Regions from separate parts of the Homo sapiens genome. Here regions 2, 3, 4, 5, 6 and 7 are each linked to region 1. Evidence: read pairs that join two places in POLR2A ChIA-PET (ENCODE). Cell type or tissue: MCF 10A. All regions are shown on one strand. Region 1 overlaps S100A11 (S100 calcium binding protein A11). Region 2 overlaps LOC124904421 (a long non-coding RNA gene). Region 3 overlaps S100A10 (S100 calcium binding protein A10). Region 4 overlaps TCHH (trichohyalin). Region 5 has its middle 9.0 kb from the start of RPTN. Region 6 has its middle 23 kb from the start of S100A10. Region 7 overlaps LOC124904421 (a long non-coding RNA gene).

Region 1 (4,000 bases):
AGAAATCTAGCTGACCATCACTGTTGGTGTCCAGTTTCTTCATCATGCGGTCAAGGACACCAGGGTCCTTCTGGTTCTGCAGAGAAAATAATAATTACACCTTTATATCGCATCTTCTAATGTGCTTTCAAATATGCTGCCACATTTTATTCTCACAGGAGTATAAGGTACAGGATAGGGATTATTAATATTCCCATTTGCCAGATGCAGAAACAGACTAAAAGAGGTGAAGTGACCTGCCTAAGGGGCAGACCTGGGCCTTGAACCAAAGGTTTTCCCACTCCTAGTCCAGGGCTCTTTCTATGATATTAGGGGCTATTCAGTTTTGTAAAGCCAGTGGAACACTTCTTTCAAGTGTTGCATGCAACTCCAATAGATAAACTATATAAAAGTACAGCGGGTTCAGGTGGAAAAAGGCCACAGGCCCTGCCTAATCAGTCTCATCCTCCACTTGCCCAAGCTGCCAACACAGATACAGACTTAGAGCCACTGGTTACAAATGGCTATTTACATTTACATTTACATTAACTAATTTAGAAAGTCAGTCTGTTAGTCACACTAGCCACATTTCAAGCACTCAGCAGACACATGTGGCTGGTGGCTACCATGTTGGATAGAGCAGATATAGAATGTATTTCCACCACTGCAGAAAGTTCTACTGGACAGGGCTGCCATAGAACCTCTGGGGTAGAATAATGAAATTTGAAAATAATTCCATTACGTCATATACCATTTCATATATCTCTCTTCCTAAATGGAAAAACTCCTGGCTTAGAGTGAGTTAAAATGAAGCAAGAGTGTGGGGTGTCAGTTGCTGCTCCTTCATTCCTGGCCATTCTGCCAGGGTCTTGTTTCATGTTGTGGGTAGTTTGGGGAAGTGGGGGAGACAGGGACCAGTACCTTTGTGAAGGCAGCTAGTTCTGTATTCATGAAGCTTAGGAACTCTGTCTTGGAGAGAGTGTAGTTATAACCATCCTTTCCAGCATACTTCTGGAAGACAGCAATCAGGGACTCGATGCACCGCTCAGTCTCTGTAGGGCTGGAGATTTTTGCCTTTGGAGAAAAAAAATTGCAGGGCTCAGACAAGGGAAGATGTCAAGGCTGGATACTGGAGAAAACTCCAGGGACTCTTATTTCAGGTCAAAGCAGTTTCCTAAAAGACTGAGTCATTTTTTCAAGGGGCTGAGGGGTTCAAGACAACCACAAAAAGTCACACTCTGTGACCTTCCGTCCTACCCCTCGCCACATGTTTATTCCAGGTGAAATATATGGAAGGTAAATGTGGAGCATTGCTGGCACGTTTAAAAGCAGTAGACTGCCTAGATGAGAGTGACGGTGACAAGGTTTACTCATATTTTTAAAATGTGTGGATAAATACATGTGTAACTCTATATCCACAAATCCATATGCACACCAAACATTGTCTATAGGTTAATAATTTCTTATTTTCCAAGAGTGTATGGAGGCTTTTGTGATTAATGAAATGTCAGTTCTTTTTAAAGCAATACCGAATTCCTGGGACTCACACATTTCCTTAGAGAAAACTAAAAGCATAGCTATCATTGTGTATGCAGTGGGAGATAGAACTTTTTAGATGTTTGAAAATGGCTTTCATATTTAAGAGTTAGGAACCATTAATCTTAGATGTGAGGAAACGGACAGGAGAAGGGAATGGATATGGCAGAGCCAGCCCTGGAATCTGGGCCTCCCAGTCCCTTTCTGCAGTCCTTAGCCTTGCAGGCTTCCACTTCCTGGTGGGAAATAGTGACAGAGAAGGTGGAGCTTCTCTGGAGGTCACTCCAAACCAGGAAGCTCTCAGGTTGCTGCTTACACAGCATCTACAATGTAAGAGATTTAAATCCTGTACTGGGCTCTTTCCTCACAGCAGAATTTTTCAAGGAAATTCTATAGGGCCCAGTCATCCGGTTCCCCAAGGGGACTTAGGGTCCCAAAAGTGAGGAGCTGTTGGCCTCCCTCTGGTGGGTAGAAGCCGCAATTACAGACTTTCTGGGAAACCGGCCTGGCCACACCCTTCCTCTGAGACTTTACCTACTAGCGTTAACAATGATTTATGTTTGGATGGTGACATTTGCAACTTAGCATTTAGCCTTTCGTTTGTTCTTAGGATGGACTTCCTGGAGGCCAGAGCTAGAGGCTTTCTCACTCCGTAATTAACACGTGCTAAGAACTGATCTGAGCCCTTAGCTACACAGCTGCAGATTGATTCCTCCTTCCTGTACAGCCTTTATGCTGCAGAGATCCTAGCTGAGTCTTGCCTCCCATTGCATCTTACAGCGTTAGAACCCCTGAACCCTAAGAGAGGTGGACTTTTTCCCAAGAATCACATTGTTGGAGGATGATTGTTTTTGTTTTGCTCTAAATTGAACTTTTCATTAAGAAAAGTGTTGGTAGGTTCAGGGGCCTTTAGGGGAGAAACAAAATACCACAGCCTAGAAACAGATGTGTTTGTTCTGTTACAACATGCCCTTCATATCAGGCCTAAAATCTCCCTGTCTTACTAAGGTATCAGATGACAGGAAGGAGACTGGCTGGGAGGCCACACCAGGCTGAGGAGCATGGGCTTTGTCACCTTTCTCTGGAACTACAGATTCTCCCCCTGCCCCTTTTCCTTCCAGAATGCAGACAGTTTTGCTTTTCCAGTTTCACAGTGCCTTTCTGCTTCACATTTTTCTCTCCTTAACATCAGTCTTGGTGTAATTTAGAGATTATTTTCTTTTGAAAACTGTTGCTGTTGCTATCAGCCACAAGGAGAAAATTAAAACCTCTTTGCATTTCCTCCCAGAGGTAATTCTCCAAAGTGAAAGAAAGAGACACAATTATCAAATTACTAAAATGGAACGGCATAATTTGTAGAGCTCCAGGGCACTTTGGAGATGGGTCCTGAGGACGCCCAGAAACCGGAAAGCTCTGCCCAGGGTGGCGCAGTGGCTGAAGGAGAGGAGAACCGGCGCTCTCCACACCTCATGGCACTCTTGGAGTCTTACTTGGTGGGGATGGCGATAGCAAGGAGCAAACATTATGATAAACGGATACTGTGAAATAATTTTTAAAAATGCATGCTAAGCGCTCAACATTTGAGGAAAGAAAAAAATACGATGAAAAAGACGTAGCAATTTTAAAAACCTCAACTATTGTCTTCTCATTCTTAACCAACACCCTCCGGAGCTTTCTGTCCCTGCTGTAGCAGGACTGCAACCCCAGACAGTATGGAAGGGAATGGGCGTGGCTCTGTTCCAATACTTCATTTATGGACGCTGAAGTTTGATTTCCACATAATTTTCACATGTCAGAAAGTATTTTTCTTCTTTTGATTTCTTTCAATCATTTACAAATGTAAACTTTATTCTTAGCTTGTGGGCAGAACAGAAAACCCGACTTGGCCCGCGGGCCAGTTTGCTGACTCTCCACTAAGGAGAGGTAAAGAAAGAGATTTTGGAGGTGGAATTATGGAAAATATGAGTTCAACTGGGAGATGAAAGGAGATAAGAAGAGAAAAATAAGTTACGGAGTGAGTGCCTAAATAGATGGTGGGGTAAAAGGAAGAGGAAGGAGGAGAGGGCTCAGCTGGGACCGGGTTCCTCCCACATTCTTGGCCGCGGCGCTGCGGGCGGCGACGGGCTAAAGTTTCAGTCCCGTTGGGTCTTGGCCGTCTGCCGGGTGCTTACTGAAACTTTGATTTTCCCTGGGGCTAGACGACCAAGTTCTAAAATGTCCCTTTTCTGGTGTACAGAAATAACTAGTGACCCCTCGCAGCTTTCCAGCCCCCTGCCTTAAACTTGCTCCTAGGCGTCTCTGGGCTCCCGGGAGACCGCGGGCGAGGGGCTGGAGGCAGTGACCCACGACGGGTCCCCCCCCCGCGCGGTGAGCGGCCAGCACTTCCTCTTCCCCAGCCCTGGGCCTTGTCGTGACTGGGAAGGCTAAAGAACCTCCGCTGCTACCCTAGGCGGCCACCCCAAGGATGATTTTAGGGCTTCATCCT
Region 2 (4,000 bases), 98 kb before region 1:
TGAACAAACTGCAGAAAATTTACGGTTGCAAGAAAAAAGTACAATGAGTTCTAAGACCCTCCTGGAAAATGAGGTTGAGTCATTCTGAGGATAGTGCTTCTCACAGGGGAGCTGGGAGGGGAAGGAGGCAGGGCAGAGCTGGCAGCTGCAGGAAGCATGGGCTCTGCCTGTAGGATTTTTCATTCCATAGCAGAAACCACGGAAACTGCAGCCATCTTCATCATGGAGAGGGCTGGGGAAAACAAAGTGGGGAGAATAAAGAACGGGAGATTATCACAAGACTATTACTTATATTCCCTTGGTTTCTGGTATCACAAGGGTTGTAGAGCACTTAACAATTTTTTTTTTCCTTGAGACGGTCTCGCACCCAGGCTGGAGTGCAGTGGCATGAACATAACTCACTGCAGCCTCGACCTCCCAGGCTCAAGCAATCTTCTCGCCTTAGTTCCCCAAGTAGCTAGGCGCACACCAACATGCCCAACTAATTTTTGTATTTTTTGTAGAGACGGGGTTTTGACATGTTGCCCAGGCTGGTCTCGAACTCCTGAGCTCAAGCAATCTGCCTGCCTCAGCCTCCCAAAGTGTTGGGATTACAGGCGTGAGCCACCGTGCCTGGCCACAATATATTTTTCTCTTTGGAATGAGGTAATAAAAGCAACCACTTACTGAGGAGCTCCCAGTACTAGATATTAAATGAGCCACTTTTTTCAAGTTCAACAGAGTTTAAAGGTAAAAGAAAGAGAGACATTTTATACCCATAATGTCATTTAATTCTCACACATCTATTTAGATACCTCCATTTTTAAACGTGAGGAAACAGCTCCAAGAGATTTATGAGCTTTCCCAAGATCACACAACTAGTAAGTTATGGAGCAGGAATTAAAACCAAAATCTCTCTGACAAGTTTCATGCTTTTTAACTAAATCACAGCAAACTACACTACCAGTCTTTTATACATGTTGGTGAAATCTCTCAATAAATATGGAGAGTGCCAAAGCTAATCTCATTATCATTCCCAGAAACATACTGGAACAGGAATTAAAAGAAATTAAGGAGTGTATAAGCAAAAACTCAGTTGTATATTAAAAAACCCAATTCCCCCTGAGAAAGAGAAAGAGCTGGAGTCCTTTAAAAATTAACTGCCTGTTTTTCTGTGGCCAATAAGCCTTATCTCTCCTCCTTTCCCAAACATTGTAAAAACCCTGTTTCCCTAGCTATACAACTACAAAGTCACTAAACAAACTCAAGTCATAAAACATGTTTCTCCTTAAAAAATAAAAAATAATATAATACGTCTCAATTAACTAAATAACTGCCTTTGTTTCTCTCTTCTATAATATGCTTCCCCCTGCACAAATCTCCCCCTGCCCCCAAAAATACTTAAAAAATAACTCTTTATTCAAAACTCAGTCCTTTAAATATTAATCCGACTGGGCCAATACACCTAAATAGTTAATAAATATCCTTCTAAACCCCATCAGTCTCTCTAATTCCTTAAAAATCGCGCAACAATACAACTGTTGAAACCTGTACTTACTCTCTCATTGTTAGACCCAGGTTTCTATATGAAGGTCAAACATGGTCTGATAAGCTTCGTTAAGTAAAAGAAAGCAAGTAGCCTTGAGGTCCCGCAGGGAGCATCAGACACCCCCTGAAGCTTGCGACTCATTTATCTTTAGCACAGTTCAATAGGGCCAAAGGGCACGGTGATAGGGATAGCCCTCTGTTGGGGGATGAAGGGTAGGAGTAAGACAAAGGGAAACTTCCAGATGGAGAGAGGAGATGTCTCAATTTCCTCCCTGCTGTTTCCCTATCACGTTTCCCTTTCTTTTCTTCCTAACACTGTCCACTATAATTATAATTTGCTTCTTACTTTAACTAAGCTTCTTTATTTCTTATAATCCACCCTCCCCCCTGTCTTTTTTCCCTCTTAAGATTATTTCCTTTATTTTTAAGTGTCTAAATATATTCCTAAAATGTAAATTTTAAATTTAAAATATACTGTTTTAAAATTGTCTCTATACATGTAAACTGAAGGTAACTGATAATATTAGCAGCACTAATATTATAAAAATGTAATTACTACCAAGAGAAGAGAGTGCTAATAGGTACTCACTAATTTTGGGGGGCTTGGGGGAGAAATGAATTAAAATAAAATGTAATTGAAAGTAACAGCAATACGGCCAGGCGCAGTGGCTCATGCCTGTAATCCCAGCACTTTGGGAGGCCGAGGCGGGCGGATCACCTGAGGTCGGGAGTTCGAGACCAGCCTGACCAACATGGAGAAACCCCATCTCTACTAAAAATACAAAATTAGCCAGGCGTGCTGGCACGTGCCTGTAATCCCAGCTACTAGGGAGGCTGAGGCAGGAGAATCGCTTGAACCTGGGAGGCGGAGGTTGTGGTGATCAAGATCGTGCCATTGCACTCTAGCCTGGGCAACAAGAGCGAAACTCTGTCTCAAAAAAAAAAAAAAAAAAAAGTAACAGCAATACTTATAACTTAGAGAAAAGGAAAGTTTAACATGGAAATTAAATTAAGAGAAATTGCGATTGTGATTTCTTTTGCTGTTTTAGAGAAAATTTTCCAGTGGTCTGATTTCACAAAACTGTTCCCAGCAATCTAAAAAAATTATGAACTCAGGCAACCTCACACACATACATAAAAGGTATGAAGCATTAAATTTTATTTAGATTAATGGAATCACAGACTATTAAAGCTGAGTGAGACCTCAGAGACTTTTTCTTCCAGAGTGACAGAAACTCCTTGAGACCAAGGACAATGTCTTGTTCTTTGTCTGTAGAAAGCCAAGCCCCAAGCCCAGTTAGTACTAGGCGTTCTGTAAATATTTTTTACCTGAATGAGAAAATGTGAGGCCCAGAGAGATAATTGACTCATAACTTCATATAGCAAGTTTGTTGTGGAGATGGGCCTAGGACTGGGGTCTCCTGAGCCTTGTCCATTAAAAATTTTTTTTTTGTCCTTTTTGCTCGTCATGGACTTGAAGCTCATGGCTTGTTCATTTTGAGTCACCACAGCTCCACACTCTTCATCTGTTTATCTATTTAAATTCAGCTTCAGGCAGTGTGTGTGTGTTTTCCGAATTCTGATTTTTTCATATATGTTTATTTCAGGTATATTGGTTCTTTATTGCTGCTGTAACAAATTACCATAAATTTAGTAGTTTAAACAACATGGGCCTGGTGCGGTGGCTCACACCTGTAATCCCAGCACTTTGGGAGGCTGAGGAGGGAGGATTGCTTGAGCCCAAGATTTCAGAATCAGCCTGGGCAACATGGCGAGACCCAGCCTCTACAAAAAAGAAAAAAAAATTAGCAGGATATGGTGGTATGTGCCTGTAGTTTCAGCTACTTTGGAGGCTGAGGTGGGAGGATCAATTGAGCCTGGGAGGTTAAGGCTGTAGTGAGCCTTGATTGCACCACTGCACTCCAGTTTGAGCAACACAGCAAGACCCTGTCTCAAAAAAAAAATTAATTTAAAAATAAAAAAGAAAAACAGCACAAATATATTATTATGTTACAGTTCTGTAGATTAGAAGTCCAAACTGGGTTTCACTGGACTAAAATCAAGGTGTCAGCAGGACTATGTTCCTTTCTGGAGGCTCCATGGAAAAACTTGTTTCCTCACCTTTTCTAGCTTTTAGAGACCACCCACATTTCTTGGCTAGTGTCTCCTTCCATCTTCAAAACCAGCAACATTGCATCTCTCTGTGCCATACTTTCATAATCACATCTTCCTCTGGCTCTCACTCTTCTGCCTCTCCTTTCTACTTCTAAGGACTCTTGTGACTACATTGGGCACACCTAGATAATTCCTATTGCAAGGTCATTTGATTAGCAACTTTAATTCTATCTGTAACCTTAGCTCCCTTTTGCCATGTACCCTCATATACTCATAGGTTCTGGGGATTAGGACATGGACATCTTTGCAGGGCAGGGGGCATTATTCTGCCTTCCTCATCGAGTACTAACATAGTTGA
Region 3 (4,000 bases), 53 kb before region 1:
CTTTACATAGACATTTCCCCATCTCATTTAATATTTTTCAAAGTGATGGTTTTGATGGGCCATATAGCATCCCATGTACATCTAAACAATCTAAACATAACTTATTTAACCATGACCCCATTGTTGAATATTGAGGTTTTCTTTAGGTTTTAGCTATTCTAAATAATGCTGCATCAAATAGCTTTGTATATGAATATCATAAGTATCTTTGATTATTTTGCTAAGAGAAATTCTTAGGAATAGAAATACTGGGTCAAAGAAAACACATTAAAGGATTCAGGTACATATTGCTAACTTTTGCCTTTCTGAAAGGTCGTGTGAATTACATACCTATCAACAGTGACCAGAGGTGCCCATCACATGTCTCCCTTGCCAATGCTCTGTTGTGTTGACGGAGTCTCGCTCTGTCGCCCAGGCTGGAGTGCAGTGGCATGATCTCGGCTCACTGCAAGCTCCGCCTTCCGGGTTCACGCCATTCTCCTGCCTCAGCCTCCCGAGTAGCTGGGACTACAGGCGCCCACCACTGCGCCCAGCTAATTTTTTGTATTTTTAGTAGAGACGGAGTTTCACCGTGGTCTCGATCTCCTGACCTCGTGATCCGCCCGCCTCTGCCTCCCGAAGTGCTGGGATTATAGGCGTGAGCCACCGCGCCTGGCCTGCTTTATCTATTATCTTTCAATCTAGATTGTAATCTTCTTGAGCAGGCACTGTGGTCATCTGCTTCTTCGTACCTGCCTTTATACAGAACATTGCTTGGTGCCATTCACATGGTAGCCCTTGCTAATATTTGCCAAGTGAATGAATTTCTATTCACAACTATCCCTGTGGGGTTAAGAGCTGGAGAAGGGACTTGAACAATTACTTGACCAATCACGAATTGGTCAAATTTGAATGAGAGAGGTTTGTAGACTTGTCCTCGGTCTCCTAGTGAGATGGGTTAGGTAGAAAACTATTAAATCACAGGTAGTTGGCCGCTGTTCAGGGGACTTGGACAAGGGAGTGGGTCCAAGAGAGAAAAATGATGTTTTTCAGGGTCAGCTCTGCAGCGTGTTGGAAACTGACTTTCTGCACTGCTATTCATTCTTTTTTTGTAACTGGGTGTGGGGAGGGGCGGGATCTACTTTTTACAACTCAGCCATGTAGCAGAATGAGTGGAATTTTCCAGATGGTTCCTCTTGATGACTGTTGGCATAATGGCAGTTTTGCCCCTTGGGAGCCATTGGGCTGCAACCCCTGAAGCCTAGACAGCAGTTTTAGCAGGTCAGATTGTGGGATCCGTGTGTTTTTGTTGGCACAAAGAGCCATGTGGGATTTCAAGCCATAAATACCATTTTTATTTTCCTCATACAGCTCCCTACTAAATGAGCAATGAGGCCAAAGCGAGGAAGGTGCCATAACCCTTTCCCTCAATACACATACACATCCATCCCAAATACAGTGACTCAGATCATTTCCTGGCACTGGGCACCTTCTGAATGAGAGTTTGGGGTAATCTGCTGGGAATAACACATTGCTTCAGAATTTTTCTGAATCTACACACCCACTGTGAAGATGAGTTGATGCTTCCTTTCTCTTACCCTGAGAGCCTCCCTCCTCCTGGGATAGTTGTGTTTTTGTTTTCAGGTAAAAGAGGCTTAGAGTGTGAAAGTTTGCTATGGATTTCAGGACATGTGAGCTCATAATATCTCCCTTTTATAATCTTCCCCATTCATTTGTGAGTTGACCACTAATCCTCCTAATACCCAGTAAACACAGTTGCCCAGGAGGCAGGTTAACCAAAGGGGTGAATCTGGACTGACACAAATTCTCATGGATTGCCTTACTGTGATGGGCCAGTTTTTTTTTCTTGTCTCTATTACAGACGTCATCTTCCAGAGCCTCCTTTCCTTAGAGCCACAATTTCTTTAACTTCCAGGTTGGAAGACTTCACGTAGGATTAGGAATTGTCACTGTGGTAGAATCAGCTGCTAATGTGCAAAGGTTGGAAAATGTTAGAACTTTATTTCCCAGAGTCCCTTGCGGTTAGGAATTTGTTGTGGTTAAGGCTCTGCCAGTCAGATGCACCTCACTGAGACTTGGATATGAGAGCCCAGCCGTATGTGGAAAGAGGGAGGGTGATGGGGATGTGCGTTTGCTTGTGCAGACTGTGCCATGGTCCTGGAGCAGCCAGCTGTGGCTATGGCTCCTCATTCAGCAGGCAGCTTCCTGAGCCAGCAGCTCCTTGGCGGCCCAGTTCTGTAGCATGGGTTTGGAAGTCATTCCTGGAGTCAATCTAGAGTCACTTCTTTAACTAATCAACTCCCCTCCTTCATTAATACTCCCGTAATAAATTCCTCTTTGTAAACTTGCTGATATAATGCTTCAGCCGCAAAGCTATGGTTTGTTTTACACTGTTCATTTGTTGACTGAGAAAAAATAAAATGGTTGGAATGTTTTCCTTTTTTATTATGGATTTCTTTCTACCAAAGCCAGTTTTGAACTATCCTGTTCTCTTTTGCATGCTTTTCCTTGTGACTATCGATAACCTTATATTGCACTTTTTCCCAGAGTGAGATGGAAGTTTTTCCCAGAGTTAATATTGATGTGTCCAATCAAAAAAGTAAATATTCCAGGCCGGGCGCGGTGGCTCACGCCTGTAATCCCAGCACTTTGGAAGGCCGAGGCGGGCAAATCACAAGGTCAGGAGATCGAGACCATTCTGGCTAACACGGTGAGGCCCCGTCTCTACTAAAAATACAAAAAATTAGCTGGGCATGGTGGCAGGCGCCTGTAGTTCCAGCTACTCGGGAAGCTGAGGCAGGAGAATGGTGTGAACCTGGGAAGGTGGAGTTTGCAGTGAGCCGAGATTGCACCACTGCACTCCAGCCTGGGTGACAGAGCAAGCCTCCGTCTCAAAAAAAAAAAAAAAAAGTAAATATTCCATCTTCTTTGACCTATTTACTTGGAACAATGCTATGTGCCAATTCATGGAATTCATATATCACCTCTCCATAAAAGCATAGAGTACTGTGTTATTAATAAGCATATAGCATTGATGCACATATACCCTGAAGCTTCTAACAGGCACAAAAAAGGGCTAGGAGGAACATTTTGCATTGATTATCAAGACATCAGTACTGACACTTCATTTTCAACAAAAGTGTACTGCCCCGTGTATAAGTCATGCCTACCATATTTCCTGACATCTGGGAGTTGACTTAATAGATGCTAATGTGATGTTATTACCAAGGTGTCAAGCTACACCCTCTCCTGATTGGTTCTCCTAGTTCTGCCTTAGGTTTGCTGACACTTTGCTATGAAAATTGGATTCAGACATTGCAGGCATGCAAAGTGCTGGCTAGAAAAGCACTGATTTAACTGGGCAAAACTGTGCCCAGTAATTATAAACTTACCATCTATTCCTGTAGAGCCTTCTCCTAATCCTTCAAGTTTGAGTCCTTCATATAGACACAGCTACAAGGGCAGAACAATTAGAGAAGTCAGACTCCAAGCCTGAATGAAGAGTGTTTTCTCATTTTGCCAGTTCTGTGAGAAAAGCTCTGCTGTGTAAGAAAAGCTCTGCTGTGTGCTGGCTGCCCAAGGGCAAGCTGCCTCTTGGGGAACAAGAATTTCTGAGGGAACAACAAACATTCTGTCTCAAATTTGGAACTAAAAAAGAACTTTATTTATTGAGGGCAAGGGGATGCAAACAATACAAAAATCAAAAGCTTATCTGGTATTTAACTTTTCTTTCTCTGCTTGTCAAATGAGAGTTAGATTTTATTTTTACATTTGCTAAGTGTCCTGATCTGCTCATGAAATCCTTCTATGGGGGAAGCTGTGGGGCAGATTCCTTAAGCGACCCTTTGGGACAACTCTTATCAGGGAGGAGCGAACTGCTCATTTCTGCCTACTTCTTTCCCTTCTGCTTCATGTGTACTACAAAATAGTCATTGCATGCAATGGTGAGGCCCGCAATTAGGGAAAAGAAGCTCTGGAAGCCCACTTTGCCATCTCTACA
Region 4 (4,000 bases), 76 kb after region 1:
TTGGCGGCTCAGCTGCTGTTCCTCCCTCTCCTGGCGCAGCTGTTCCTCCTCGCGGAATTTTCTGTCACGGTCCTGACGCCGCTGTTGCCCGCGCTCCTGGCGGCGCAGCTGCTGTTCCTCCTGGAGGAATTTTCTCTGCCGTTGCTGGCGGTGCAGCTGCTGTTCCTCCTCGAGGAATTTTCTCTCTGGTTCCTGACTGCGCAGTTCCTGTTCGCGGAATTTTCTGTCACGCTCTTGGCGGCGCAGCTGTTGTTCCTCCTCCAGGAATTTTCTGTCACGCTCTTGGCGGTGCAGCTGCTGTTCTTCCCTTTCCTGGAGCAGCTGTTCCTCTTCGCGGAATTTTCTGTGACGCTCCTGGCGCAGCTGCTGTTCCTCCTCCAGGAATTTTCTCTCTCGTTCCTGGCGGCGCACCTGCTGTTCCTCTTCACGGAATTTTCTGTCACGCTCTTGGCGGCTCAGCTGCTGTTCCTCCTCGCGGAATTTTCTGTCGCGGTCCTGACGCAGCTGTTGCTCGCGCTCCTGGCAGCGCAGCTGCTGTTCCTCCTTAAGGAATTTTCTCTCCCGTTCCTGGCGGCGCAGCCGCTGTTCCTCCTCGAGGAATTTTCTCCCTTGTTCCTGATGGCGCAGTTCCTCTTCGCGGAATTTTCTGTCACGCTCTTGGCGGCGCAGCGGCTGTTCCTCCCTTTCCTGGAGCAGCTGTTCCTCCTCGCGGAATTTTCTGTCTGTCTCTTGACGGCGTCTCTTCTCTTCTCTTTCCTCTCTCAGCAACTGCTTTTCCTCTTGGGACTTCCTGTCGCGCCTTTTGGCTTCCTTTTGCTCTTCTCGCTCCAGCTGTTCTTCCTCTGGGAAATGCCTGTCGCGCTGCTGCCAGCGCCTCCTCTCTTGCTCACGATCTCGCTCTTGCTGTTCACCCAGCAGGTGCTGCAGATCTTGCTGGGATTGTCTGTCGCGCAGCTGGGAATCTTCCAACTGCCGGAACTGTTCATTCTCTCTGCCTTTGCAGTAAACCTTGTTATCACGAACTGCATTTTCTTTTTCTGGTTCCCACTGCCATTTCAGATCACTGCGCTGATCCTCATCCCGGTATCGCTGCTTCCTTTTCTGGCGCTGAAGCTCTTCCTCCTCCCGATACTGCCTCTCCCGCTCCTGGCGCCTTTTCTCCTGTTCCTCTCTCAGCAGCTGCTCTTCCTCCTGCTGCAGCTCCTCTTCCTCGCGGTATTGCCTCTCCAGCTCCTGGCGCCTTCTCTTCTCCGGTTCCTCTCTCAGCAGCTGCTCTTCCTCCTGCTGCACCTCCTCTTCCTCCCGATATTGCCTCTCCAGCTCCTGGCGCCTTCTCTTCTCCCGTTCCTCTCTCAGCAGCTGCTCTTCCTCCTGCTGCAGCTCCTCTTCCTCCCGACATTGCCTCTCCCGCTCCTGGCGCCTTCTCTTCTCCGGTTCCTCTCTCAGCAGCTGCTCTTCCTCCTGCTGCAGCTCCTCTTCCTTCCGATATTGCCTCTCCAGCTCCTGGCGCCTTCTCGTCTCCCGTTCCTCTCCCAGCAGCTGCTCTTCCTCCTGCTGCAGCTCCTCTTCCTCCCGATATTGCCTCTCCCGCTCCTGGAGTCTTCTTTTCTCCCGTTCCTCTCTCAGCAGCTGCTCTTCTTCCTGCTGCAGCTCGTCTTTTTTGCGGTACTGCCTCTCCCACTCCTGGCGCCTTCTCTTCTCCCGTTCCTCTCTCAGCAGCTGCTCTTCCTCCTGCTGCAACTCCTCTTCCTCGCGGTATTTTTTCTCCCGCTCCTGGCGCCTTCTCTTCTCCGGTTCCTCTCCCAGCAGCTGCTCTTCCTTCTGCTGCAGCTTCTTATCCTTCCGATATTGCCTTTCCCGCTCCTGGCGTCTTCTTTTCTCCCGTTCCTCTCTCAGCAGCTGCTCTTCCTCCTGCTGCAGCTGCTCTTCCTCGCGGTATTGTCTCTCCTGTTCTTGGCGCCTTCTCTTCTCGCGCTCCTCTCTCTGTAGCTCCTCCTCCTCCTCCTGCAGCAGCTGCTGTTCCTTCCTCAGCTGCTCTTGTAGGGCTGGCTTGGCGTACAGCGTGTGGCGGCGTCTCTTCCTTTCTTCTTCTAGTTGCCACCTCCATTTTTGGTCGCGGCGCTGCTCCTGGCTTCGCCTCCTCTCCTGATCCTCCTGGAGGCCGTCCTCCTCCTCCTGGAGCTGTTGGGCACGCTCCCGCCGCTGGAGCTGCTCCTCTTCCTCCAGGAACTGCAGCTCTTTCTCCCTCTCGCGTCGCTGGCGGCGCCGCTGCTCCTTCTCCTCCTCCTCCGGGAGAAACCGTTGTTCCCGCTGCTGGCGCTCCTCGGCCCTCAGCTGCCTCTCCCGCTGCTCCCGCAATGGGGGCCTGGCCGACAGCCTCTGACGGCCCCTCTCGCTCTTTTCCTCCGCCTGCCACTGCCATGTGAAGTCCCGGCGCTGCTCCTCTTCCTGCTGCTGCCGGTGAGCCCGTTCCTCCTCCTGCCATTGCAGCTCACTCTCCCGGCGCCGCCTCTTTTCCTCCTGCTCTTGGCGGCGCCTCTGCCCTTCCTGCTTGCGGGGCCTCGAGTAGACTTTGCTTTGCCGTGCGTCGGCCTCGCTTTCTAGCTGCCACTGCCACTTCGGGATGCGGCTCTTAATCCGCTCCCGGGCCTGTTCCTGCTCCTCCTCAGCTAGCTCCTGCTCGCGCCTCTCTTCCTCATGCTCGCGCTTCAGCCGCTGCTCGAGCCTCTCTTCCTCCTCCTCGCGCTTCAGCCGCTGCTCGCGCCTTTCCTGCTGCTCGCGCCTTAGTTGCTGCTGGCGCCTCTCCTCCTGCTCCTCGCTCTTCAGCAGCTGCTGGCGCCTCTCTTCCTCCGGCTCCTCGCGCTTCAGCCGCTGCTCGCGCCTCTCCTCCTGCTCGAGTCTCTCCACCTCCTCGCGCTTCAGTCGCTGCTCGAGCCTCTCTTCCTGCTCGCGCTTCAGCCGCTGCTGGCGCCTCTCCTCCTCGCGCTTCAGCAGCTGATCGCGCCTCTCCTCCTGCTCGCGCTTCAGCCGCTGCTCTCGCCTCTCCTGCTCGAGCCTCTTCTCCTCCTCGCGCTTCAGCAGCTGCTCGCGCCTCTCCTCCTGCTCGCGTCTTAGTTGTTGCTCGCTCCTCAACCGCTGCTGGAGCCTCTCTTCCTCCTCCTGGCGCTTCAGCCGCTGCTCGCGCCTCTCCTCTTGCTCCCGCCTTAGTTGCTGCTCGCGCCTCTCCTGCTGCTCGCGCCTCTCCTCCTCCTCGAGCTTCAGCCAACGTTCGCGCCTCTCCTCCTCCTGGTCGCGCTTCAGCTGCTGCTTGCGCCTCTCCTGCTCGTGCCTCTCCGTCTCCTCCTCGCGCTTCAGCCAATCGCGCCTCTCCTCCTGCTCGCGCTTCAGCCGCTGCTCGCGCCTCTCCTGCTCGTGCTTCTGCTCGTGCCTCTCCTCCTCCTGCTCGCGCCTCAGCTGCTGCTCGCGCCTCAGCTGCTGCTCGCGCCTCAGCTGCTGCTCGCGCCTCAGCTGCTGCTCGCGCCTCAGCTGCTGCTCGCGCCTCAGCTGCTGCTCGCGCCTCAGCTGCTGCTCGCGCCTCAGCTGCTGCTCGCGCCTCAGCTGCTGCTCGCGCCTCTCCTCCTCCTGCTCGCGCCTCAGCTGCTGCTCGCGCCTCTCCTCCTCCTGCTCGCGCCTCAGCTGCTGCTCGCGCCTCTCCTCCTGCTCGCGCCTCAGCTGCTGCTCGCGCCTCTCCTCCTGCTGCTCGCGCCTCTCCTGCTGCTCGCGCCTCTCCTCCTGCTGCTCGCGCCTCTCCTCCTCCTGCTTGCGCCTTAGTTGCTGCTCGCGCCTCAGCCTTTGCTGCTGCTGCTCTTCCTCCTGGCGCTCCCTCCTCAGCTCTTGCCGCTCCAGCTTCCGTAGCTGCTCTTCTTCCTCCTGGAGCTCTCTTTGCCGCTGCGGCTCCTCTTCCTGCAACTTCTCTTCTTCCTTCCGGAGCACTGTCTCGCGCTTCCTCCACTCTTTCTCT
Region 5 (4,000 bases), 130 kb after region 1:
TGTCATCTTGAACAAAGAATTGGACAAAATGCACAAACAAAGCAAGGAAGGAACAAAGGGATTTATTGAAAATGAAAGAACACTCCATAGTGTGGAGCGGGCCTGAACATAGGGGCTCAAGGGCCCTGTTACAGATTTTTTGGGAGTTTAATAACCTCTACTTGGGGTACACCCTATGTAAATGAAGAGGATGAAGTAAAGTTACAAAGTCATTTACTTGGTGTATGCACTATGGAGAGAATATTTCCTCTCATAGCTGAAGTGGGAATCGGCCTTATGTTCCCTGCCTCCAGACCACATTTTTCTTCCTCACTATGAAGGAAAGATTTCTCCTCCTTTCTCTCTCTGTCTCCTATAAGCTCTCTTTGTCGTCCTCAAGGTAGGTGTTCTTTAAATGTGAGACTGACTGGCTCTCTCTAGCTCCAATGCCTGTGGTAGACTGAGATTCTAAAACATATAACTAGGCTTTTATTTCTTGTGGCTCTTTAGCACTCTCTGTTGTTGCCTATGTATAATTCTTGCCTCTGAATTAGATGACGAATTCTCTGAGGGAAGAGTCCTTGATTTCTCCTTCTGATTCTCCCATGAGCCCTGCCATAGTGCTGGGACCCCAGTAGGTGACTGAACTGGATGATGTTTCACCTCCACAAGTCCATGCCCCCTGAGCAGTATTCTTTTGGGATTTAGAACTTATTTGCAACTTGTTGGCTCTTGGAAATAAAAAAGAATAATGTGTGAAAATTCTAGAGCCTTACAGAGTATGGGGCAGGAAGATGGTGTTGGTAGATGAACCAGTGGTGGGCTGTGATAATTTCAGGAGGTTTGGGAGATGGCTGCTGGTATCTTGAAGAGTTTACATGCAGAAATAACAGAGGAACTGCTTTAGTTTCTCCAGAAATATCTGGATGCTAAAGTTTCCAGGCCAAACTGAGAGGTGGGACTTGAGGCACAGCCCAAGAGCCCCAGCTGTCACCAGCAGGGAAGCTGAATGTGGTCATGTGTACCGGGAGCAGCAGGCAAGTTGAAAGCAGTGATTGGTCAGAAGCAGATTCATCAGGGCTTCTAAAGATCATCTTGCCCTGCTTCTGACCCAGGTAGGTCAGTGCCCAGTCCATTCTTTGTAGGTGTCAATTCAAAGACTCCCCAGAGGAGCAGATGGCCCACTGTCCCCAAGAAGCTCATGCCTGTGTCTTATTCCCTTAGCTGTCAGGCATAGTAGGATGCCAGATCCAGGCATCTGGCAGGGATGAGAAAGCAGGCAGAGAGAGCAGGGAGAGAAAATCAGGTAATGCCAGGGAGCTTTCATGAGGGATTGAGTAAGGAAAGTAATCCTTCTGAGGTCTTTGCCAGTAAAGCACAGCGAGAGTAGTAGAGGCTACTAGGGGATGGTGTAAGGGCTTTGGTGGAGATTATCTGGGACTGGGGAGGGGTGCTGTCCCCAGTCCTCTGTGGTTTATTGCCTGGTCCCATAAGTGGGGGCAGTTGATGCTTGCATAATACACCTACTTGTCATGTCCACCTAGCAAAATCTTGGTGTAGTCAAGAAACAAGAAGATATGATCGAGGGGTTGGAAATCAAGTAAGAGTTTTCTCCACTGGTTGCCTAGTTCATTGATTCACTTATTCATTTATCTTCCTGACGAATGCTTAGTGAGGAAGATAGAACTGTTAACAGTCAAAAGGATTCTGGGAAGAGCTTATGGCAGAGCTGCAGCCACGTTGGAGTAAGAACAAAATTTCATCATCATCAATTCTTCTCACACAGTGGGACTAGCCCAGACAAGTGCTCTCTCTTCTGCTGCTCTTGCCCCTGATGCTTACACCACAGTGGCTTCACACCCTTCTGCATGCCTGAGCCATGACTTGGCTAAATTACCACACCACTTTGCCATGGGAATTCTGCCTAATCATCCTCCTTTAATCTTCAATCTCTTTATTGTGGTCACAAATGCTCCACATGGCCCCAGTCACCCTGCAGAAAAGAAATCATCAGCTTTCTGCAGCATCAGACTTAGCAGCATCTTCCTGTCCCAAGAGAAGAGGGGATGGGAGGATGGCATGGTTCAGGGCTTAGGGGAGGATAGGGGAGAAAAAGTGGAAGCAAAGGGAGAGGCCCAGGAAGGATTTTGTTGCGACATGTTACCTGGGCTGCACCTGCTGTATGCAAGAGAAGAGGCTGGGAGTCCCCTCTGCAGGGTGTTCATGCCCCATCTCTGTGCCACGAGGAGTTGGGCTGCTGAAGGTGAGTACAGGGAGGTTCCCTGTCATCTCAAACCTCTCAGGCTCCACAGTACTGTTTCAAGTATCCAGAGCTTTCCTGCCTTTGAAAAGCAAAAAGTTGTCTCAGGAGAGACAGTGTGATTTTTGCAAGGTCATGCAGGGTCACACAAGTTAATAGCAAAACTATAGTCAGAATTCAGACTTTCTAACACAAGCATATGACATGTATACTTGTCCCAGGACTCTATGTTCTATGTTTTCCTCTTGTCACATTTATGGATCCAGTCCAAGGCAGAGAGAACATGACTCTGAGGTCAGGCAGATCTGCAAGGGAATAGCAGTTCTTCTCAGGATTGTTGAAGAAATTAAATGAGCTCGAATATGTGAGTGCCTAGCCTAGTACCTGGCATGGGGGGTTATGCATTCAGTGTGTTGCTCTCCTTCCCTTCCAAGGTAGCCTGGCTGTTATCTCCTTTCTGGAAACTCATTGAGCATCAGAGATCTTGACCTCCTTGGGCACACTCCTGAGTTTATTTAGGCCTACATTTATAGGATGTGTCAGGAGCTCAAGTACTTTATGAACAGAGATTAATTGCTCTTATGATTTAATGCATTGGCCACCCACACTGGTGAGATGCTCCCTGAACTATGCTATTTGAGAAACAATGAAGGAACTTTGTGAGGCTAATAAGATTTGTGCTGTTAATTTAAGTCTTGAGGATGTGGACTACAGAGAGTATAACATTTTATAGAATTTGTTTAAAGCTACACTCTCATCTTTGCCATAACCTGGCCTTTCATAATACATTCCCGTGGCCACCTAGCATCATGGGTAAGGCTCTCATCAAATGCTTCTTGGAGAGCAATGCATCTTGCAGAACAGGAGGTGGGAAATTTCCACAAGGGAATGACTATGAATGGGGTGGGAGAAAGACAGGGAAGCAGGGGAAGATCATTTCCATTATTTGTTCAGTGGTGATTTTGGGTGAACATCTCTCTTTAGTCCAGAATGGGCAGGAAAATGATATGAATTGTAATTGTTGGCAAGTGCGAAATAATATATTTAGTGAGGAATGTAGTGTGAAGCACATGAAACTGCACTGTCAGGAAGAGAAGTTGAATCTGGGGTCAGAAGAACTGGTTTCCATTCCTGGTTCTGCAAACTGCCATCAAACTTGAAGGACTCATTCTGAGGCAGAGAATGAATAAATCATTACCTTTGTGAAGCATCAGAATCAGCAGCACTTTCCTGTCCCAGGAGAAGAGGGAAGGGGAGGATGGCACGTTTCAGGGCTTAGGGGAGGATAGGGGAGAAAAAGTGAGAAGGGAGGCTGACAGAAGTGTTGCAGACACTGCAACACTTGCATACTTAACACTGTATACTAAAGTAGATGTTAACCTGCGCTGCAATCTGTATATGCTGATTCAGCTGTAATCCAGTCGCTCACTTGTTACACTCTTACATTTTCACCAGTAAGTAGTCCTTGTGCCTCCTTGTATGGGTGGCCCAGTCTCTGATACTAGATCAGCAGCTTCAGCTTCATGCAGAGTCCTTCCTTTGAAAAACCAGCTTTTGCTTGATTTTATTATAGGATCTTGGTCTCATGTTAGTGTCTCTCTACCTCAGTCTTCCCAGAATGTAGGAATTCTTGCCCATAATATTAGGCCAGTACTTTTGTTCTAGGCTTATCTCAACAGACCTGATATCCACCTTTTCTCTTCCTATTACTCAGTAAGCATCCATCTTTAGATTGTGAACATACAAGACGCTGGCCTTTAT
Region 6 (4,000 bases), 64 kb before region 1:
TAGTTAGTCTTTGTCCCAGTTTCCTGGCAAAAAGATTCTAAAACTCTTGGAATCTCCAGAGTAATGAATGATTTTTTGTATGCTAATGAGATGACTGGTGGCTGGGGGCCTCTAACTATCTTCAGGATGAGGGCGGGTCACCCAGAAAAACCAACCATGCGATTAGAGGGTTGGAATCTTTAAACCTCCCACCCTACCTTTGACAACTTCTCAAGAGGGAAGAGGGGCTGAAGGTCAGGTTGATCTCCAGTGGCCAATGATGTAATCAATCATGCCTATTTAATGAACCCTTCGTGAAACCCCAAAAGGCCTGAGTTTGGATGAGCTTCCAGATACTGTGCCCATAGAGGGCATGGAAGCTCCACTGCCTTCCCCCATACTTTGCCTATGCATCCCTTCTATCTGGCTGTTCATCTGTATCCTTTATAATAAACAGGCAAACATAAGTAAAGGGCTTCCCTGAGTTCTGCGAGCCACTCTGGCAAATTAATCAAACCCAGGAGGAGGTCATAGGAACCCTAATTTATAGCCAGTTGGTCAGAGGCACAGGTCACAACCTATGCTTTGAACTGACATCTGAAGTGGAAGGCAGTTTTGTGGGACTGAGCCCTCAACTTGTGGAATCTGATGCTATCTCCGGGAATGTAGTATCAGAACTGAACTGAGTTGGAAGACACCCAGCTGATGTTTGCTGGAGAATTTGCTGCAGAATTAATTGGTTGCTGGTGGGAAGAAATCCCCACACATTCTGGTAACCAGAGGTTGCAGAAGTATTCTGTGTTGATTTTTGAGTGCAAGAATAGTAAAAACACTTTGGTTCATATTTTTTCTATCTCCAGAGGCACTCTGCCTCAAGCCTAGATGTAGTAACTTCCTCCTGTATCTGCTATTTCTATGTTCTTTAGAGTTCTTTTTACCCCTTAGTTATTAATTTCCTGTTACTAATTAGTCATTGCTTATATTAAACTTTCTCTGTTCAAATTACTGTGTGGTTTCTGTCTCCTGACTTATCCTGATTGACACAATTACCAAGTGTTGAGCGTTTTTCTTGTATGCTCAATTATCTAAGATAGATATAGTAGCTTATTTTTTAAAACTCGGTTAACCTGTTGATTTTTTGTGTAATTGTATTGTGGTTAAAAAGTAGAGTTATTTGTCTTTTGGAAGTACTCACTGAAATATTTATAGACAAAATCATTGCTGTTTAAATTTGTTTCAATATAATCTGAGAGAGGAAGTTAGGGAGTAAAGAGGAAATAAGATTAGCCTTGAGTTAATCATTGTTAAAGCTAATGATGGGTACATTGCTATTTTTATATTAAATACACTTAATTTTGTATATTTTAGAACTTTTTTATAATAAAAACTAAAAATGATAAAAATATCTTTAGCAGCCTCTAGGATGGCTGGACTTTCAATAAATATGTTACGAATATTTATAAAAGAAAAAAATCATTAGTGACTTACTTCCACAATATTTCACTCTGGCTGGTGGACTTTAATGACATTTTAGGTCTCTAGGAGTTAGGGTTAGCTCAGAGCTAAAGACCGATACTTCCCAACGGTTTTCCTAGTGAATGACTGAGGTTCCTCAGGGGAGAGCTTGGAAGAAGATGCATGCTAGTGCTTGATCTGTTATTGTAGGGTTCTTGCTCAAATGTACTTGAATTCCTCTTCATTGAGGGGCTAGGTGTCTGTGCATTGACTCAGGCGTGGGAGGTGGCTTAGAGGCAATGACGTTCTACCATGCAGACTTAAGTCAGGTCTCTGTTCAGACCTGAAATATTTTCAGATATACAGATATAGTTGAAGTATATTAGTCTTTGGGACCTTATGATTAACAAGGCACCACCAAAGATCCCCTCGGACAAACTATTCTGATAACCTGGCCAGCCAAATAGCCTATTTTGTTGAATTGGAATCTGACACTAGAGTCCTGCTAGTTGGCATTTACAGCTCTGGGATTCTAGTATTCTTGTTGAAATCAGGGAGTTCATTTCTGCTGCAGCATCTCCCACTTGCATAGAAGAGTCTTCCAAGTTTTTTCCAATATATATAAGCAGAGTCTTAATAATCTCCAGGCTTCTTTTCCGGAGCTTGACTTTGTAATGGCTCTTTGGGGCATGCCAAGATCTGACTCTAGTTAAAAGTACAGAGATGGGCGGGGCAGGTGGGGGGCATTGGGGTGTGAGTGTGGGCGGAGAAGGAGATGAACTGGCTTCCCCGGCCTGATCCCTCCTCCAGGTTGCAGGATCCTCAGGGGAGGATGAAACACTCACCAGACAAGGAGGGAGAGAGTGGGGGTTGTGTCTGCCACATTCTACCATATTAGTACTTAAGGTTAAATTCTTCCTGTTCAGTGTCCTAAATGTCACACAAAAGATCTTACCAAGCTGTGGATTGAACAAATAATTTGGTGATCCACAGAGTCAAACTTTGTGGTGTTTTTTGGACTGTCTCCAAAAGAGATAAGAATTTTATTTAAAAAATTTTTAATTGTAAAATATATATGTTTTATTTTTAAATTATATAAAGTTTTGGGTTTCAGTCCATGTCATTGGGGAAATCATAAGAATTTGAGCTTATTATTGTCTTTTTTCTTTCCGGTGACTTTAGTGGAAACCACTCCATTCCATAGTCCTTGAATTCCTCAAGTTGTTCATGTTGGTCTATGACTACTTTGTCCCTCAACACTTCCCTTTGATGGATTATTTATCCAGGTGACCACAGTAATAATTTCATTAGTTGAGATTCTTCCCAGTACTTGCTTCTCTGGGTCACTAGCTCCTGACTGAAGTCTGGATCAATTTACCTGATAGATGGGGCCTAAGCCTGGAGATAACTTCCTAGTAGCAAGGGAGTCTTGGAACTGACTACCTGGGTTTTCAGCCATTATAGGGGAAAGAAGACTCTGCCCCCAACAAGACTCAAAAGATGGGGAATTCGTCAAACATATGAAGGGAATTCAGATGCTGGGCAGCCCAAAACCCATCCAGGGTCTATAGCACCTCCTGACGAAGTTGTTAGGGAGAGTAAATAAGATGACATAGAAAAAGGATCTAACATAGTACCTTATGTTACATTTTAGTAAATGTTAATTCCTAGTGTCTTTCTGGTTAATAAAATAAACAGCATTGAGCCACGAAGAATGGAACTGTGAATATATAGTTAAACTTGAGCATTGACCCTAGATGTATGACTTAAAGTTTAACAGGCAGGTTAGGAAAGGTTATATTAATTGTCTTCTGCTCCTTAGAAACCTCCATTTTTTTGGGCCAGGCATGGTGGCTCACGCTTGTAATCCCAGCACTTTGGGAGGCCTAGGTGGGCGGATCATGAGGTCAGGAATTAAAGACCAGCCTGACCTACATGGTGAAACCCTGTGTCCACTAAAAATACAAAAATTAGCTCGGCGTGGTGGCACACGCCTGTAATCCCAGCTACTCAGGAGGCTGAGGCAGAAGAATCGCTTGAACCTGGGAGGCGGAGGTTGCAGTGAGCCGAGATTGTGCCACTGCATGCAGAGCGAGACTCCGTCTTAAAAACAAACAAACAAACGAGCAGCAACAACAAAAAAAACCTCTATTTTTGGTGTAAGCATTGACATTTTGATTGAGAAAAAGTATGAATATTCAACATTTTTTCCCTAAAAAGCTCTTTTACAAAACCAGTTTACCTATTTTACCGTTATAAAAAGGAGATAAAAAAATTAATCAAAATTTCAATCTATCCTCAGCCATAAAAAGTTGTATAAACTTGGCATAAACTCATCATTGTGTTGATTTTTCATTGGTCAGGAACTTACTCCTGCTTGCTGTTCTATCTGGGTGTCTCACGTTGGGTTTAAACTTATGAATAGGTATAAAAGAATAAGTAGAAATGAGAAAATACTGCTTTGACTCCTCACCTTAATCTGAAATTAGAATGAAATTGTTCATGAATTGTGTAGTCACAGCTGCATTAAGATTAGATGCCCCAGAGCCATATTTATTGGCTTGGA
Region 7 (4,000 bases), 89 kb before region 1:
GCATGAACCACTGTGCCTGGCCCAGAATTATTTTTAAAAGTAATCATGCTTGACTTAGCCCTGTTAAGCCTCCAAAATTCTGGTGAGGTCCCTTTGCTTGTAAATACTTAGAAAAACTGTACATGAGCAAAATAGAGAAGAATTAGATAAACATGGCTTTGTATATAGCAGTGTCCCAGTAAGTAAGCAAACTGATATTCCCTACATACCCTATTTCAGAGGGCAGGCTGAGGGGCGCTCAGGCAGAAATACCGTAAGTTCAACTGAATGGCAAGTTCTTTAATCCAAGATTGAAGTGTGTGGCAAAACATGCCAGGAACTCTTACAAGCAGTTGGCATGAATTAACTTCTTTGATCCTCACAGCAGCCCTAAAAGTAGGAAATATTTTTCTGTCCCTGTTACAAGTAAGGAAACCAAAGGACAGAGAGGGAAAGTAACTGCCCAGTCACACAGCTAGTAAATGGCAGAGGTGGGGCATAGATCCAGGCAGCCTGAAGGTTGTACTCTGATGATAAGATGAATTTCTGGCAAGCACGTTTTGCTGACCTCTCCAAGGCAGACCTAATGTGGTGACAAAACCTATCACACTTGCTTACTGTGGCACGATGCTTTTGCGTTGTGACACAGCATAGCTACAGTGCTTACAGCACAATGCTGTGAGCCCAGAGGAGCTTCATGTCACCTTTAATGACCCAAATTAGACCTAAGAAAATTGTTAGCCAACAATGACAGCATCCTTACATCACGTCAGCGCTTTAAAAAGTGGTGAAATTTAATACTCAGTTTGCTTTTGAAATCAGGTTCACCCAACCTCCACTCTTAGCTGTGCATTAGATAAATGTAGAAATTGCCTCCTTTTTCATCTTGAGTCTCAAACAACAGCTCTGGACTCAGAGCTAATAGACTTCCTGAGTCCAACCAATTCAAGCAGCCAATGAGGCATCCTGGCAAATGAGGACATTTCTCCAGGGGATGAGGCTGTCCTTGGTGCCCTTGCTCCCCTCTGCCAGCAGGATAGGTTCTGTGAGTTATGCTTCTGGTCACGTTGGTGGGTTTGTGCTGACCTGTCCCCAGTAGACTCTTTTGTGATGAGGGGTGGGACTAATGAGACGCCTGGCCAAAGTGGCAGAATCTGTGACTGTGAAAGATGGTGACACTGCCAGGTATAAGGAAGGACTTAAGTTGATGGGCACCAAACAGAGAACTTTCTCTATGCCTGTGACTGGAACATGTCCATCTTGGTAGCCAGGTCTCCACTACACAATTCAGTTTTTGCTCCCTTAGCAGTTAACTGTCAAATTAGAAATCCATCCTGTTTTAGTCTTTAAAGCCTTGATATAATTTAACTATAGTCAGCAGAAACAAACAAATGAACAAAATCCATCAATAACTTGTGAGGCTCTTCCTTTCCTATAACCCGAGGTCATCAGACATAATGGTTAAGGGTGTGGGTCCCTGGAAGAAGACTGCATGGCTTGAATCCTGGCCCTGTTACTCACCAGACACATAACATTAAGCTCTGGGTATCTCAGTTTCTTCATCTTTAAAATAGGAATAATGATAATTGAAGACTAAGAGTGCCTCATAGTAAGACCTTAATAATTACCACTATCTCTGTTTCCAGTCATCCTCAGGTAGTTCAGTGTAATCTGGTAGAGACATATCCTAGCTGTGAAGAAGTAATTATGTTATTTTGGCTCTCCCCTTTTTCTCTTTACTTCTTGCACTGCTATGTGACAGCTCTCGGGTGCCAAACAGCCTCTTCCTGTGATTAAAGTTTCCAATTTATAACAAACAGAAACAAACAAACAAAAAAGCGGTAGTACTTACTCTAGCCACACCCTACGTGAGGGCAGATGCTGGGCTGTTGCCATGGTGATGCAGAGTATTTTGTAAAACACTTGGCCCGGGGGCAGTTAATGAGTCATACTCAGGGATGGGTGGGGAAAGGGCAACTGCTTTCAATTAAAAGGGACAGGCCAATAATAGTTGAATTGGGAGACTGCCTTGGTTCCTGCAGTACATCAGAGACACCTTGGGGCTGAGGGTTTTGTTATACACTTGGTCCATTTGTTGTGTGGACATTTTCTATTTCCTTCCTCTGGGTAGAGGGAGCGATACAGTAGATTCCCTTTTGCTCTTCCGCTTATATAAAAAACTTCCAACTAAGTTCTGATAAAATCAGTTCTGTTTTCCTGTGAAGCGTTGACACAACTAAAGCTAGTGAAAGGATTTTTGTGACTTTCTTCCATCCCGTGTCTTTGCACATATTCATTGTCCATAAGTAAGGCATCTGAAACATATTATTCAGCATTATCCTAAACTTTTCAGCAGGAAGTGTTTGAACAACTATAGGCAACGTAATTTCAGGATGGAGGATCTATACCTTACATGACTCCTCTGAAATTTCGTGCTGGTTGAAGTCAGTAAACCTGCCTCAAGCATGCTGAGAAGTGGTTACATGTTGCCTCCTGAGGTGTGTCATACACCTCAAGTGGTTAGTTATGATTAATATTGCTCAATTCTCATTGACTACTCATAGCATATTGGGCAGGAGCAGAGTGTGGACATACCCTCTAGGAAATGACATGCTAATAAATGTCAACCACTCAATCACTTAACTAGGTCTTACTGAGCTGTTGCCATGAGAAAGGCACAATGCTAGGATATAATCAGGAGTTTAAACATAGTAAAACACAGCTCTTTCCTACTGAGAGCTTATAATCTTAGGTGAGAAGGAAGAGAAAAAAACATAGGAAAAAATAACTTGCAATAATATGATGCACATGGTAATATTAAATGAATAGTACCAGAAATGGGTGATACGTGTGTAGAGGAGGGAGAAATTACCATGGGCTGTGGTGGTCAAGGGAGGTGGGATTTGACATGAGTTTTGAAGTATGGGTAGAGAAGAGGGTGAGGGCATTCAGGAAAGGGGAAAAGATCAACAGCACAAAGATTGGGCCTCATCCCTGGAACTTGGTCCATGTAAGGATGTGAGGACTGGCCAAGGGAGGGCCAGAAACTGGGGACAAGACAAGTCATTTAAGTGGGGTGCTATTAGCATATCATGGAGGGTCATTAATACAGAGGGTAGTACTTGTGGAGCCAAACAAAACCAGAAGAACTATGTGGAATCCAAAGGAGGCTATTCAAAAACTTGCAAGTTATGGGCCTGCCAAGGAAGGAAAAAGTGAAAAGAATAGAGATTTCAGTCAACCCAAGTCATACAATCAAGCGCAGAAATTAACAACATAATTTTATAAGGTGTGAAGGATCTGATGAATTGGCATGGTGACATTATAGTGACTCAAGAGCCAAATGAAAGCTGTGATTAATCAGAAAAATATGTATACTCAATCTTCAACGTCAGTTTTATAATATTTAAGGGCATTTGATTATTATGAAAGGCAACCTTTAAAAGTGATTGTTGAGTTTTGCTTGATTAAAAACTAGGATATGAAGATTTATACTTAAGGTACAAAAAGATGAAAAACCTGGGTTTCTTTTTTGTTTTTTGAGACAGAGTCTCACCCTGTCGCCCAGGCTGGAGTGCAGTGGCGTGATCTCGGCTCACTGCAAGCTCCGCCTCCCGGGTTCACGCCATTCTCCTGCCTCAGCCTCCCGAGTAGCTGGGACTAGAGGTGCCCACCACCACACCCGGCTAATTTTTTGTATATTTTTATATTTTTTTAGTAGAGATGGGGTTTCAGCGTGTTAGCCAGGATGGTCTCGATCTCCTGACCTCGTGATCCACCCGCCTCGGCCTCCCAGAGTGCTGGGATTACAGGTGTGAGCCACTGCTCCCGGCCAAACCTGGGTTTCGGAAATTTAATTTTAATAAGGCAAATATTAATTTTAAAAATCAAAATTTTGCAAATAATTTTTTCTATGTGCAATTGCTGCCTTCAAGGACACCAACAGCCCCACATCACTCTGGGGCCAGTTTTAGAAGCAGACCTTCAGGGGAGCAAGTCGGGCGGGGGAGGGGAGGTGGGC

Evidence for each region. ChIA-PET counts read pairs that join two places held together with the same protein. Peaks named below come from ENCODE experiments on the same cell type or tissue, not always from the same donor. Only the 100,000 strongest peaks of a DNase experiment are listed, where the experiment ranks them.
Region 2: POLR2A ChIA-PET joins it to region 1 with 12 read pairs; 10 of 35 experiments call an interaction of 5 or more read pairs at or near these places.
Region 3: POLR2A ChIA-PET joins it to region 1 with 13 read pairs; 16 of 35 experiments call an interaction of 5 or more read pairs at or near these places.
Region 4: POLR2A ChIA-PET joins it to region 1 with 15 read pairs; 14 of 35 experiments call an interaction of 5 or more read pairs at or near these places.
Region 5: POLR2A ChIA-PET joins it to region 1 with 83 read pairs; 8 of 35 experiments call an interaction of 5 or more read pairs at or near these places.
Region 6: POLR2A ChIA-PET joins it to region 1 with 60 read pairs; 10 of 35 experiments call an interaction of 5 or more read pairs at or near these places.
Region 7: POLR2A ChIA-PET joins it to region 1 with 28 read pairs; 8 of 35 experiments call an interaction of 5 or more read pairs at or near these places.

The regions. Positions count from the first base shown.
Region 1 is chr1:152,032,748-152,036,747 of GRCh38, forward strand. It overlaps S100A11 (S100 calcium binding protein A11), which reads right to left. Exons shown (of 3, transcript NM_005620.2): 2 at 901-1,053; 3 at 1-76. Among named protein-coding and RNA genes, the nearest start is that of S100A11, 2.3 kb to the right of the region's middle. RefSeq lists an enhancer at 2,326-2,620 and a silencer at 3,466-3,760. In MCF 10A, a CTCF peak has its summit at 1,956 (motif pointing left); DNase peaks (open chromatin) are centred at 2,004, 2,524 and 3,654.
Region 2 is chr1:151,935,222-151,939,221 of GRCh38, forward strand. All of the region lies in intron 1 of LOC124904421 (a long non-coding RNA gene), which reads right to left. Among named protein-coding and RNA genes, the nearest start is that of THEM4, 28 kb to the left of the region's middle. RefSeq lists an enhancer at 1,357-2,002. In MCF 10A, no CTCF peak of the experiment used is centred here; no DNase peak of the experiment used is centred here.
Region 3 is chr1:151,979,274-151,983,273 of GRCh38, forward strand. S100A10 (S100 calcium binding protein A10) reads right to left here. Exons shown (of 3, transcript NM_002966.3): 3 at 3,642-4,000. The coding sequence ends at 3,890. Among named protein-coding and RNA genes, the nearest start is that of S100A10, 13 kb to the right of the region's middle. In MCF 10A, no CTCF peak of the experiment used is centred here; DNase peaks (open chromatin) are centred at 1,378 and 2,088.
Region 4 is chr1:152,108,492-152,112,491 of GRCh38, forward strand. It overlaps TCHH (trichohyalin), which reads right to left. Exons shown (of 3, transcript NM_007113.4): 3 at 1-4,000. Among named protein-coding and RNA genes, the nearest start is that of TCHH, 5.0 kb to the right of the region's middle. In MCF 10A, no CTCF peak of the experiment used is centred here; DNase peaks (open chromatin) are centred at 2,000, 2,230 and 2,530.
Region 5 is chr1:152,166,179-152,170,178 of GRCh38, forward strand. No RefSeq gene overlaps it. Among named protein-coding and RNA genes, the nearest start is that of RPTN, 9.0 kb to the left of the region's middle. RefSeq lists an enhancer at 1,378-2,577. In MCF 10A, no CTCF peak of the experiment used is centred here; DNase peaks (open chromatin) are centred at 1,843 and 2,503.
Region 6 is chr1:151,968,624-151,972,623 of GRCh38, forward strand. No RefSeq gene overlaps it. Among named protein-coding and RNA genes, the nearest start is that of S100A10, 23 kb to the right of the region's middle. RefSeq lists an enhancer at 190-690. In MCF 10A, a CTCF peak has its summit at 307; DNase peaks (open chromatin) are centred at 338 and 2,208.
Region 7 is chr1:151,944,023-151,948,022 of GRCh38, forward strand. All of the region lies in intron 1 of LOC124904421 (a long non-coding RNA gene), which reads right to left. Among named protein-coding and RNA genes, the nearest start is that of THEM4, 37 kb to the left of the region's middle. RefSeq lists an enhancer at 1,652-2,187. In MCF 10A, no CTCF peak of the experiment used is centred here; DNase peaks (open chromatin) are centred at 1,909 and 2,499.